2 separate regions of the Homo sapiens genome follow, and region 1 is linked to region 2. A link is a loop called in an ENCODE intact Hi-C map of the cell type or tissue named here. Cell type or tissue: sigmoid colon. All regions are shown on one strand. Links, peaks and the distances in the headings refer to the core of each region. The heading gives the core; the rest is flanking DNA.

Region 1 (5,387 bases), core at 121-5,120, 330 kb after region 2:
AGCAAAATCTTGAATGACAATGTAGACAGACATCAATGCAGGGTCAGTTTCAGCAGGTGCTCCGAAACAGCAAACACAGGCTTTCCCTTTGACCAACTCTGCAGGACCTACAAAGGAAGTAATAGAATGATTTTGTGGCCCACAGCCCACCTTGACCTGCCCAAAAACTAGAGTTAAAGTTGGAAAAGTTGGAGAAATGGTCTTTGAGATGGGGTCGTGAGGTCCCTTGTTGGAGGGATATTTTCTCTTCACCTAAGCCTAGTAAGAATTCCAGGCACCGGCCGGGCGCAGTGGCTCACACCTGTAATCCCAGCACTTTGGGAGGCCGAGGCGGGCGAATCACGAGGTCAGGAGATCGAGACCATCCTGGCCAACACAGTGAAACCCCAGCTCTACTAAAACTATAAAAAATTAGCCAGGCGTGGTGGCAGGCGCCTGTAGTCCCAGCTACTCGGGAGGCTGAGGCAAGAGAATGGCGTGAACCCAGGAGGCGGAGCTTGCAGTGAGCTGAGATCGCGCCACTGCACTCTAGCCTGGGCGATAGAGTGAGACTCCATCTCAAAAAAAAAAAAAAAAAAAAGAATTCCAGGCACCATTCTGGATTCTGGATGCTTCCCTTGCATCCTGGAGTTTGGCTAGCACAATGGACTGTTCTCAGGAACTTTCAGCCTCCCTACAATGGTGTCTCTTTCTAAATAGGAGAAGCTGTCACTATGAGTCAGAAGTGGTAGACATGTCCACCCACATCAGTGGCAAAGATGCACAACTCTTTCTAATGGATCAGGTATGGGCCATAGGAGAGACTGGACATTTGTAAAACACTCAAATACTGCCCCTGAAATCTGCCTGGGGAAGAATGAGGACCCCAGCCTGGGGTGGAACGCTAGACCTGGATTCCTAAGAACAGCAGCAGAGAACAGAAATGGCATATACTATAAGCAACTTGGTCAAATATTCCCAGTGAAGACCCCAAAGGGCCCACAAATGTACTCCAACAGATGGAGGCAGCTTTGCATCTACTAATTTGCTGTGGTCAGAAGTAGTCAACTCACATTTATGTAAATACCAGTTCTGCTAGACCTCTCCTGGCCCTCACCTATCCCCATTCCCTTACCCCCATTCTGACCTGGAAGGTCAGCAACCTCAGCTAATAAGCTGGTGGCAGGGCAGGAGGAAGGAAAGCACAAGACGGGAAACAGAAAAGAAGCTTCCCACTCACTTCCGACTCCCCATCTGACCCAGTGCAGACATGCACACGCACACTCATATACCATACACACACACATGCATGAACATGCACATGTATGCACATGCACACGTGCACATGTACACATGCATGCACACATACACACATACACATGCATGCACACATACACACATACACATGCATGCACACACATAGTATACACATGCTTGCACACATACACAGACACACAAACACACATACACCTACACATAAACTCATACACATAAATACACATACACACCTACACACACATACCTAGGCATACATACCTGCATATATAAACACACATACACACATACACACATACATACATACACATATACACACATCCACACACACTATAACTTCGACAATAGGCATAGCTGGAGTGAAAGGGGACAAAACATTTTACCTTGAATAAAGTTGGGTGCCTTTTTTTCCTTAAACGTTGCCTTGGGCTGGATATATTAATTACTAAAATAAGAATTATTGTGTGGTAAAGAAAAAAAATGACTGGAGGACTTTTTAGTTCTGAAGAATGAGCTGGCAGACTCAAACACCCAAGATTTCATCAAAAGGCAGAGGATACATTATCCCCAGAGAGCTGAGGAGGAAAGAGTAGCACTATCCAAACAGTTGTTTTTTTGATATGTAGGAGGCAGGGAAGGACATTCCCGGCCTTGGCAATGGGAATACACAAAGATCTAAGGTGTGAGTGTATGAAGGAAGAACAGGCAGGCTGGCGTGGCCAAAGCTGTGTGGAGGGGCATGGTGACAGACAGCATGGAGAAGGTGGATGGGGCCAGCTCACAGGGAAGACAGGAGATGCTTCTAAGTGAGTTCTTTTTAAAAGATTTTTTCTATTTCCATAGGTTTTTGGGGAACAGGTGGTATTTTGTTACATGAGTAAGTTCTTTAGTGGTAATTTGTGAGATTTTCGTGCATCTATCATCCAAGGAGTATACACTGTACAAATACACCAAGCAGAATTTGTAGTCTTTTATCCCTCACCTGCTTCCCACCCTTTCCCCATGAGTCCCCCAAGTCTACTGTGTCATTCTTATACATTTGCATCCTCATAGTTTAGCTCCCACTTATAAGTGAGAACATAGATGTTTGGTTTTCCATTCCTGAGTTACTTCACTTCGAATAACAGTCTCCAATCCCATCCAGGTTGCTGCAAATGCTATTAATTAATTCCTTTTTATGGCTGAGTAGTATTCCTTCATATATATATAAAACACAGTTTCTTTATCCACTCATTGATTGATGGGCATTTGGGTTGGTTCCATATTTTTGCAACTGCGAATTGTGCTGTTATAAAAATGCGTGTGCAAGTATCTAAGCGAGTTCTCGATTCTGACTGAGAGAGAAGGCCTCTAAGGAGGCAAGAAACGGGCTGTGTTGATGCTCTCAGAAGATGAACCTGGTGATGGTGTGGACAGAGACTAACCTTTGGAGGTCATCACAATACACAATAATACAGTGAAAAACAATGACCTGGGTCAGAACAGCTGCAGCCAGACTGGGAAGATGGATCTGAGGACCTCTCGGGAAGCAGAATTGACAGGAACCACCCATTCTTTGGATAGAGAAGTAGTGGAATGGGAGAAGTCAAGGATAGCAACTTGTTGGAGCTTGAGCAACAGGGAACTGCGTGATGCCAATAACCTGGCTATGAAATTGAGACGATCTTGCTTTGGTGCATTGCACAAAAGGAAAGATAAAATCAAGAAGAAATCTGGAAGGAAAAATAATGAGTTCAGTTTCTAACATGTTGAGTTTGAGGTGCTATTGTCAGGACAGTCTTGAGAAGACATTTGAGAAGCAGCTGGGCATTCAGTTCTTGAAAGTCCAAAGAGATCAGGGCTGGTGACCTAGAGGTCTGTTCTCCCAGCTCAGTGTCCTCCCCAGGCGGCAACTGTGGTATAAGGCATGCATCCACACGTGGAAAATTGTCTCAATTATTTTTAGCACATCTTAGAGGTAGAAGAGAAAGATGGATCTCCTTTGACATTTTCATTACGTTCATTCTAAAATTATACTCTCCTGATTTCGAAGGACTTCCAGTGCCTTGTGTTGATATATAACCACATAACTTTACTCTCTGTGTATAATGCTGAATTACTTACTCCTCTTCCAGGGCTCAGTTCTGACATGGGATGTCAAACAGAAACAGAACATGCATCTCCTGCATCTGGGGGTAAAACCTTACAGAGAATTCTATGGGCTGCAATAAATAATTCCTGGTCTTCCTGGAAAGGAGCTCTGTGAACAGACAGGGTAGGGTCACTGCAGATTTATGACTGCATCCTTGAGGTAGCAGGCTATCCACAGCCCAGGGCAGAGGCCTACAAGACAGGTAGGAGGTCCAAGGAAGCCATGTTGCAAAAGGACAGTTGGCCCTAGGGCTGTGACACCTGGCACCTCAAAAGCCATGTGACAGATGTTTTCATTTCCTAGCCTTTTTTACTGCTACTTCCACTGCCAGAAAAAGAACTTGAGTTTTATTGAAATGTGAGTGTGTTTGCCGACAGTCATTCAAGCCTGATACCAAGGACACTGAGAAAAGCTTCTATTATGGTGAATAAAACTTCTGGCTACTCAGCATGCCCAGAAGTTGGCCTCAGATGAACTGTATCCTGGGGGAAGACTGACTCCCCATCTGCCTTCTCCTCACTCATGTTTCTCATTTTCCATTGCATTCATCTGTCTCTTGGCTTTCTTACTCTCCCTTTCTCTCATTCTCTTTCTTTCCCTCTCTTCCCCTGCTTAATTTTGCTATGAAAACCTCCTTCTTCTACATAGTCTTGGGTAGATTACCTTACCTCTGAGGCTCTTAGTTTTCTCACCTGCAAAATAATGGTGTTAGACCAAGTGTTTCTCAAACTTCAATGCCTAATGATTCATCTGAAGATGTTAAAATATAGATTCTGATTTAGTAGGCCTGGCCTAGGGCCCAATATTCTGCATCTCTAAAAAAAACTCCCAGGTGATTGCAACGTGGGCCACACTTTAAGTAGGGGGAACTATGGATGGCAAAGAATCCTCACCTGCAGTGCCGTCTCTAACAGTATTGGGAATACCAGGATGCATCTGACCTCAGTGCGGGGGGAAATGAACGTGAACCATGCATTCAAATTGAGCACATTAAATATTTGCCCTTAATGGAATAAATCATCTCTAAGCATGCTTACAATTCAGTGCTCTAAAACATCTGTGGTTTTCTTCCACAAGGGGCACATCTCAAAACCTGTCCATGTATGAAAGAGTCTGATGACCTCATTGGCTGTGTGTTAATGACAGACTATTCTTCAACACCTTAAAAAAACAAGGAGAACAGGAATAATAAAGGTAAAGGTCAACAAAGCACAGGACAAAGAAAATTATAAACAACTAACAAAACAAGAAGTTGGTTTATAGAAAAGGCTCATAAAGATAAAACTTGGAAAGAATGATCAAGGGACAAAAAAGAAGGTGTAAATAAACACAATAGAGAATATAAATGGAGAAATAACTATAGACACAAAGGATGTTTTAATAATTTAAAGGAATATTATGAACAAGTAAACACCAACAAATGTCAAAACCCAGAAGCAATGAATGAACAATTTTAAAAGTACAAAATGCAAAAAAAATTAATACAAATGAATAGAAAATGTATTTATACCAGTAATGCTTAAGAAATTTAGGAAGTAATAAAAAGACTTCTCTCTAAACCTCATATCCACACAAAGCCAGGTCTAGGTTTTACAGGTTTGCAACCAAACTTTCAAATAAAAACTAATCTTTATGTCAAACAAGTTGTGCCACACACACACACATACACACACACACACACACAAAGAAAACAGAAAAAGAAGGAAAGCTGTCTCACTCGTATGAAAAAAAGTATAACTTTGATAGTAAAACCATACAGGGGAAAATCAAAGAAAGAGGATTATAGGCCAATTTTACTTATGAATATAAATGAGAGTCCTAAATAAAATATTGACTACTACTAAAATCCAACATATATTTTAAAATAAGCCATCATAATCAGACTTTACCTCAGATATTAGGGGATGATTCAACATTAGAACATCTATAAATCTTATTCACAAAGATAAAGTAACAAAGAAAACTCAGAAGATTTTCTTAGTAGACAATGGAAAGCATTTTT
Region 2 (5,387 bases), core at 204-5,203:
TGGTACATGACTCTAGTCCCAGCTACTTGGGAGGCTGAGGGGAAAATCGCTTGAACCTGGGAGGCAGAAGTTGTGGTGAGCCAAGATTGTGCCATTGCACTCCAGACTGGGCAACAAGAGCAAAACTTTGTCTCAAAAAAAAAAAAAAAAGTATGGTGTTAAAAAAGCATGATCCAGAGACTACATACATATAGTTATATATGTACATATAACCTTTTCAAAACTTGATGGTAGATAAAAAAAATAAACAGGATATTGGAAAAATACAATCATCAAGATGTATAGTATAGACCTTTCCTATGTAACAAATGGAAAATTATATATGGTTTCTTATGCCCATAAACATCTATGAATTTTGATCATGTAGTTGGTTTCAAAGAAACCCTTAACACATTCCAGACTGTACAGTTTTAAAGAACAAAATCCATGACTATCATACAAGAAAACATGAAATAAACATAAAAAATGTTAAATACAAAAAATTAGCCGGGCGTGGTGGCGGGGGCCTGTAGTCCCAGCTACTCGGGAGGCTGAGGCAGGAGAATGGTGCGAACCCGGGAGGCGGAGCTTGCAGTGAGCCGAGATTGTGCCACTGCACTCCAGCCTGGGTGACATCCGTCTCAAAAAAAAAAAAAAAAAAAAAAGAAGAGACTTCGTCAAAAAAAACCCCATGGATTTTAAAGAACACAATTCTAATGCCTGTGTTTGATAAAATAAACCCAACAATATATAGCTAATGAAAAAGAAAACTCTGTATTAACACCTGTGATTTATAGCTAAAACTTATTTTGGAAAAAAAATTATGGTGTTTTGTTTTTGTTATTTATAAAAATAAATTGAAATTAAATGAGCTATGATGTTATTTTGACAAAAAAGCACAAGGAAATCAAAATAGAATATGAAAATTACTTGAAATTGCAAGAATTGCAAGGGACCCAGAATAGTCAAAACAATCTTGAAATAGAATGACAAAGTCAGAAGACTTCTGGACTTTGAAACTTACTACAAAGCTACAGTAGCCAAATGATGCGGTACTGGCATAAGGATAGACATATAGACCAATGGAGTAGAATTGAGAGTCCAGAAATAAACCCACGTATCTATCTCAACCGATATTTGACTAGAATGCTGAGGCCACTGAATAAGAAAAGAATACTCTGTTCAACAGATGGTGCTGGGACAACTGGATACCACATGCAAAAGAATGAATTTGGACCCTCACCTCACATTGTTATACAAAAATTAACCCCAAATCAAGGCCAGGCATGGTGGCTCACATCTGTAATCCTAGCACTTTGAGAGGCCAGGGAGGGCCAATCACTTGAGGCCAGGAGTTTGAAACCAGCCTGGCCCACGTGGCAAAATCCTATCTCTACTAAAAATACAAAAAATTGCTGGGCATGGTGGTGCACACCTGTACTCCCAGCTACTCTGGAGGCTGAGGCATAAGAATTGCTTAAACCAGGTAGGCAGAGGTTGCAGTGAACCAAGATTTCACCACTGCACTCCAGCCTAAATGACAGCATGAGATTCTGTCTGAAAAACAAACAAAGAACCAAAACAACAAACAAAAATGGGTCAAGGCCTTAAATGTAAGAGGTAAAATTATAAGGGGCAAATCTTCATGACCTTGGATTTGGCAATGCATTCTTAGATATGATATCAAAAGCATAAGCAACAAAAGAAACATAGATAAATTGGACTTTATCAAAATGTGTAAAAACTTTGGTTATCAAAGGATATTATTATCAAGAAAATGAAAGGCAATCTACAGAATGGAAAACATATTTGCAAACCATGTATTTGAGAAGAGACACATTTAGAATGTATAAGAACTCTTATAACTCTATCATAAAAAGAGTCTAATTTTTTAAATGGACAAAGAAACTGAAGACACATTTCTCCAAAAAAGATAAACGAATGGTCAATAAGCACATGAAAAGATGCTAAACATCATTAGTCAACATGGAAATACAAATCAAAACAACAGTGAGATTCACTTCACACTTACTCATTAAGATTGCTAGAATCTGAGAGTAAGGCCATAAGTATTGGTAAGGCTGTGGGGAAACCTGAACCGTTTTACACTGCAAAATTGTACAACCTCTTTGGAAAATAATTTGGCAGTTCTTCAATGGTCAAACTTATGATCCGGCAACATCTACCGAAGAGAACTGGCAATGTATAGCCACATAAAAACATATTCATGAATGTTTATAATAGCATTATTTATGAATAGCCAGAAAGGTGGCACAAATCCAAATGTTTCTTATTTGATGAGTAGATAAACAAACGTATATCTGTACAATGGAATATGATTCAGCTATATAAAGGAATGAAGTACCAATACTTACTACAATATGCATGAGCTTTGAAAACATGTGAAGTGAAAGAAGCAAGTCAGAAAAGACTCCATATTATGTGATTCCATTTGTATAAAATGACCAGAATTGGGAAAGCCACAGAAACAGAAAGTAGAGGAATGGTTCCTTAGGGGTTGGGGGGCAATAGGAGTTTGGAGGTTATAGCTAAACAGCCTGACATTTCTTTTTAAGTTGGACTATGGTGATTGCTCCACATATCTGTGAATACACTATTGAATATACTAACAACCACTGAATTCTACCCTTTAAGTGGGTGAACTCTATAGTAAGTGAATATCTCAATACAATTATTATTTTAAAAAATCAAAATAAACATAGAGAAAGTTGGAGAGGAGAATTAAAAGAATAAAGACAAAATTAATAATATATGAAAAAAAAACCCACCGGAAATGACAACTAAAACCAAATCTGGTTTTGTAAAGTCAATGTCGATCACTCTTATCAAGTCTCATTCCTAATAGAAATGCTAAAAAAGTAAAAGTTCTTCAAATTAGCAGTATTTACCTAAAGACAGCATAATATGTAAAGTAAAATAATTATGTATAAAGCTATTCCAATGACAATCATTGCTGGGGAAGGTTTTAGAATTTTTATTTAATGGATTACACAGAGAAAAACATGATGAAAGCGTACATAATGAAAATAAAAAGGTAGAGTTATCATTATTTAGGAATGACGCAATTGCATATGTTGAAAGTTAAGAAAATTTCAGAATTAATAAGATAATTTGATAAGGTGGCCATATGTAAAGCTGGGATGGCTTTGCATACAAATAAGGTAAAATGTCTCAGTGCAGCAAAGACACTTAAAATTAAGCATATTTGGATTTCACAGTGACCTGTGGAATCAATTTCAAAAGAGAGCTCACGTGACCCCAACATGCCTGCATCTCATCCTCTTGTGCTACCTGAAAGCAGGAACTTAGTTCTAAGTCATGTCTACTACCCTGTGTTTCTCTAATGTTAGGATTCTGTGGCTGGATTTCTACATAGTTCATTTTAAAATGTTAATTTTAAAACAAGAAAGCCTTTCCTGGGTCACATTATCTTCTTCCCTTGGGGATATAAAGGTATTTTTTTTTTTTTATAAATGTAAGTTTTGATTTAGGCAAGAAATGTAGGCATTTGAACCTCAAAAAAGTGAGAATGTAAACTAGCCAATGAATGATCTACACCAAATCTAAATGATGGTGGCCTGTTGTCTAGGTATAACAACATATTTCTGGCAACCCAAATTAGCAAAACAAAAAAGTCTACTGGTGATTGAGGAGGTGATGACTCATCTTTAATAATCGTGATTATAGTAGACACAATTTATTAGTAATCTACATAATTTTTCTCCTGTATCATTTTATTATTAACTTCATTTAAAAATTGAGGAAACAGCCTCAAAAAATGTAAATAATTGGCCTAACGTCACATAACCAGTAGGTAGTAAAGCTGGAATTTATATAATGATCCACCTCCCTCCATCTTTTTGTACCCCTCATGTTCCACACATATTAAGTGCTCAGTTAATATTGATTAAATGACCAAACAAATGTTTTTCCCTTCATCAAGACTCCAATCTTTTCTAGGCGTAAAGGAAAGAATCACTTTATCTTTTCTCTTCCCCTTATGTCCCCTGCCACCTTTATGTATAATGTTAAGCACCAGAAGATATACAGTGAAAACATATTAACAGTCTGGGAAATTAATCAAGTACAAGAAAGTACTTTAAAGAGATGTATTTGCATAAGACATCAAATGAAATGACTATGATAGCCAAAAAGGTGCCAAAAATCCAAATTATACCTATTATACAAATTATACATATAATGAGTTGGATGATTAATGGTTTAACGTTTATACGGTCACATGCCATATAACATCATTTAGGCCAACGACTGACCACATATACAATGGTGGTCCCATAAGATCATAATACTGTATTTTTACTGTTACCTTTTCTATGTTTAGATACACAAATATTTACCATTGTGTTACAATTGCCTGGAGTATTCAGTACAGTAATACGCTGTTCAGGTTTGTAGCCTAGGAGCAATAGGCTATACCATATAGCCTACGTGGGTAGTATGGCTGTGCCATTTAGATTTGTGTGATGTGCACCCTGTGATGCTCTCACAATGATGGAACTGCCTAACTACAAATTTCTCAGAACGTATCCCCATTGTTAAGTAATGCATGACTGTATTAACAGCCTGTGACCTTTTTCCCAAATGTACACATTTGTGTTTTTTCACCATCTTTTTGCTTTTCTTTTTATTAATTTTTTTGAGCACTCGCATCAGCCTTAAGTATAAATTTAATCACACTGCGAGATCCCAGCTACTGGTTAGAATGTCCTGCCTTGGGTAAAGACAATTAAAAACCACGAGTCTAGTCCCAGAGAGATGCAGACAAGTGCCCAACCCCCATTATTTGTAATTTCCAGGAATCCACCCTGGCCTGTTCCTGCAGGGCCCCAGAGCTGGCTGTGGAGCTGTTCAAAGATCTGCACCAAATTCCACTGCTGGAAAGGAAACCACAAATATCAGGGCGGCACTCCTCAATTAGACGTCTCTCAATCACCTTTTGATCCCAGGATCCTGACACTTTGCCTGGAGTCTTGCCAGAGCCCCAGCGTCTAGCTCTCGGAATACTCCACTCCTCCCGAGGCGAGCCTTTGAATGACAACATTTTGGTTACAGTACTTTAATGCCCTCATAAATTCCTCAGTTGTGGTTAGTGCAACAGACTATTTAGACATAGTCCACAAACTGTTTGGACTGCAGGGGTGGTTCTGGCATTCAGATTTTCAGACTGGTTCAGATAGTTTCAGATGGCTGAGGATGTTATATGTCTTTAGGAAGATTCTCGAATGGGCTTCCCTAATTAAAACATCATCTGCAAAGCAACCTGAAAAAAATCAAGAAATTCACGCAGCATGGATGGTGTTAGGTCTTTCTGTGGCTTTCAAGTAAAACTACATAGTATGATTTTTGTCACAGGGAAAAAAAAATTG

What was found. Hi-C counts contacts between places; a loop is a spot of excess contacts. Peaks named below come from ENCODE experiments on the same cell type or tissue, not always from the same donor. Only the 100,000 strongest peaks of a DNase experiment are listed, where the experiment ranks them.
Region 1: a loop joins it to region 2, with 2.5 times the contacts of the local background. A loop is called at or near these places in 2 of 110 quality-filtered maps.

What each region holds. Positions count from the first base shown.
Region 1 is chr17:12,191,502-12,196,888 of GRCh38, reverse strand. No RefSeq gene overlaps it. Among named protein-coding and RNA genes, the nearest start is that of MIR744, 110 kb to the right of the region's middle. In sigmoid colon, for the core only: a CTCF peak has its summit at 3,152; no DNase peak of the experiment used is centred there.
Region 2 is chr17:12,522,580-12,527,966 of GRCh38, reverse strand. No RefSeq gene overlaps it. Among named protein-coding and RNA genes, the nearest start is that of LINC00670, 25 kb to the left of the region's middle. In sigmoid colon, for the core only: no CTCF peak of the experiment used is centred there; no DNase peak of the experiment used is centred there.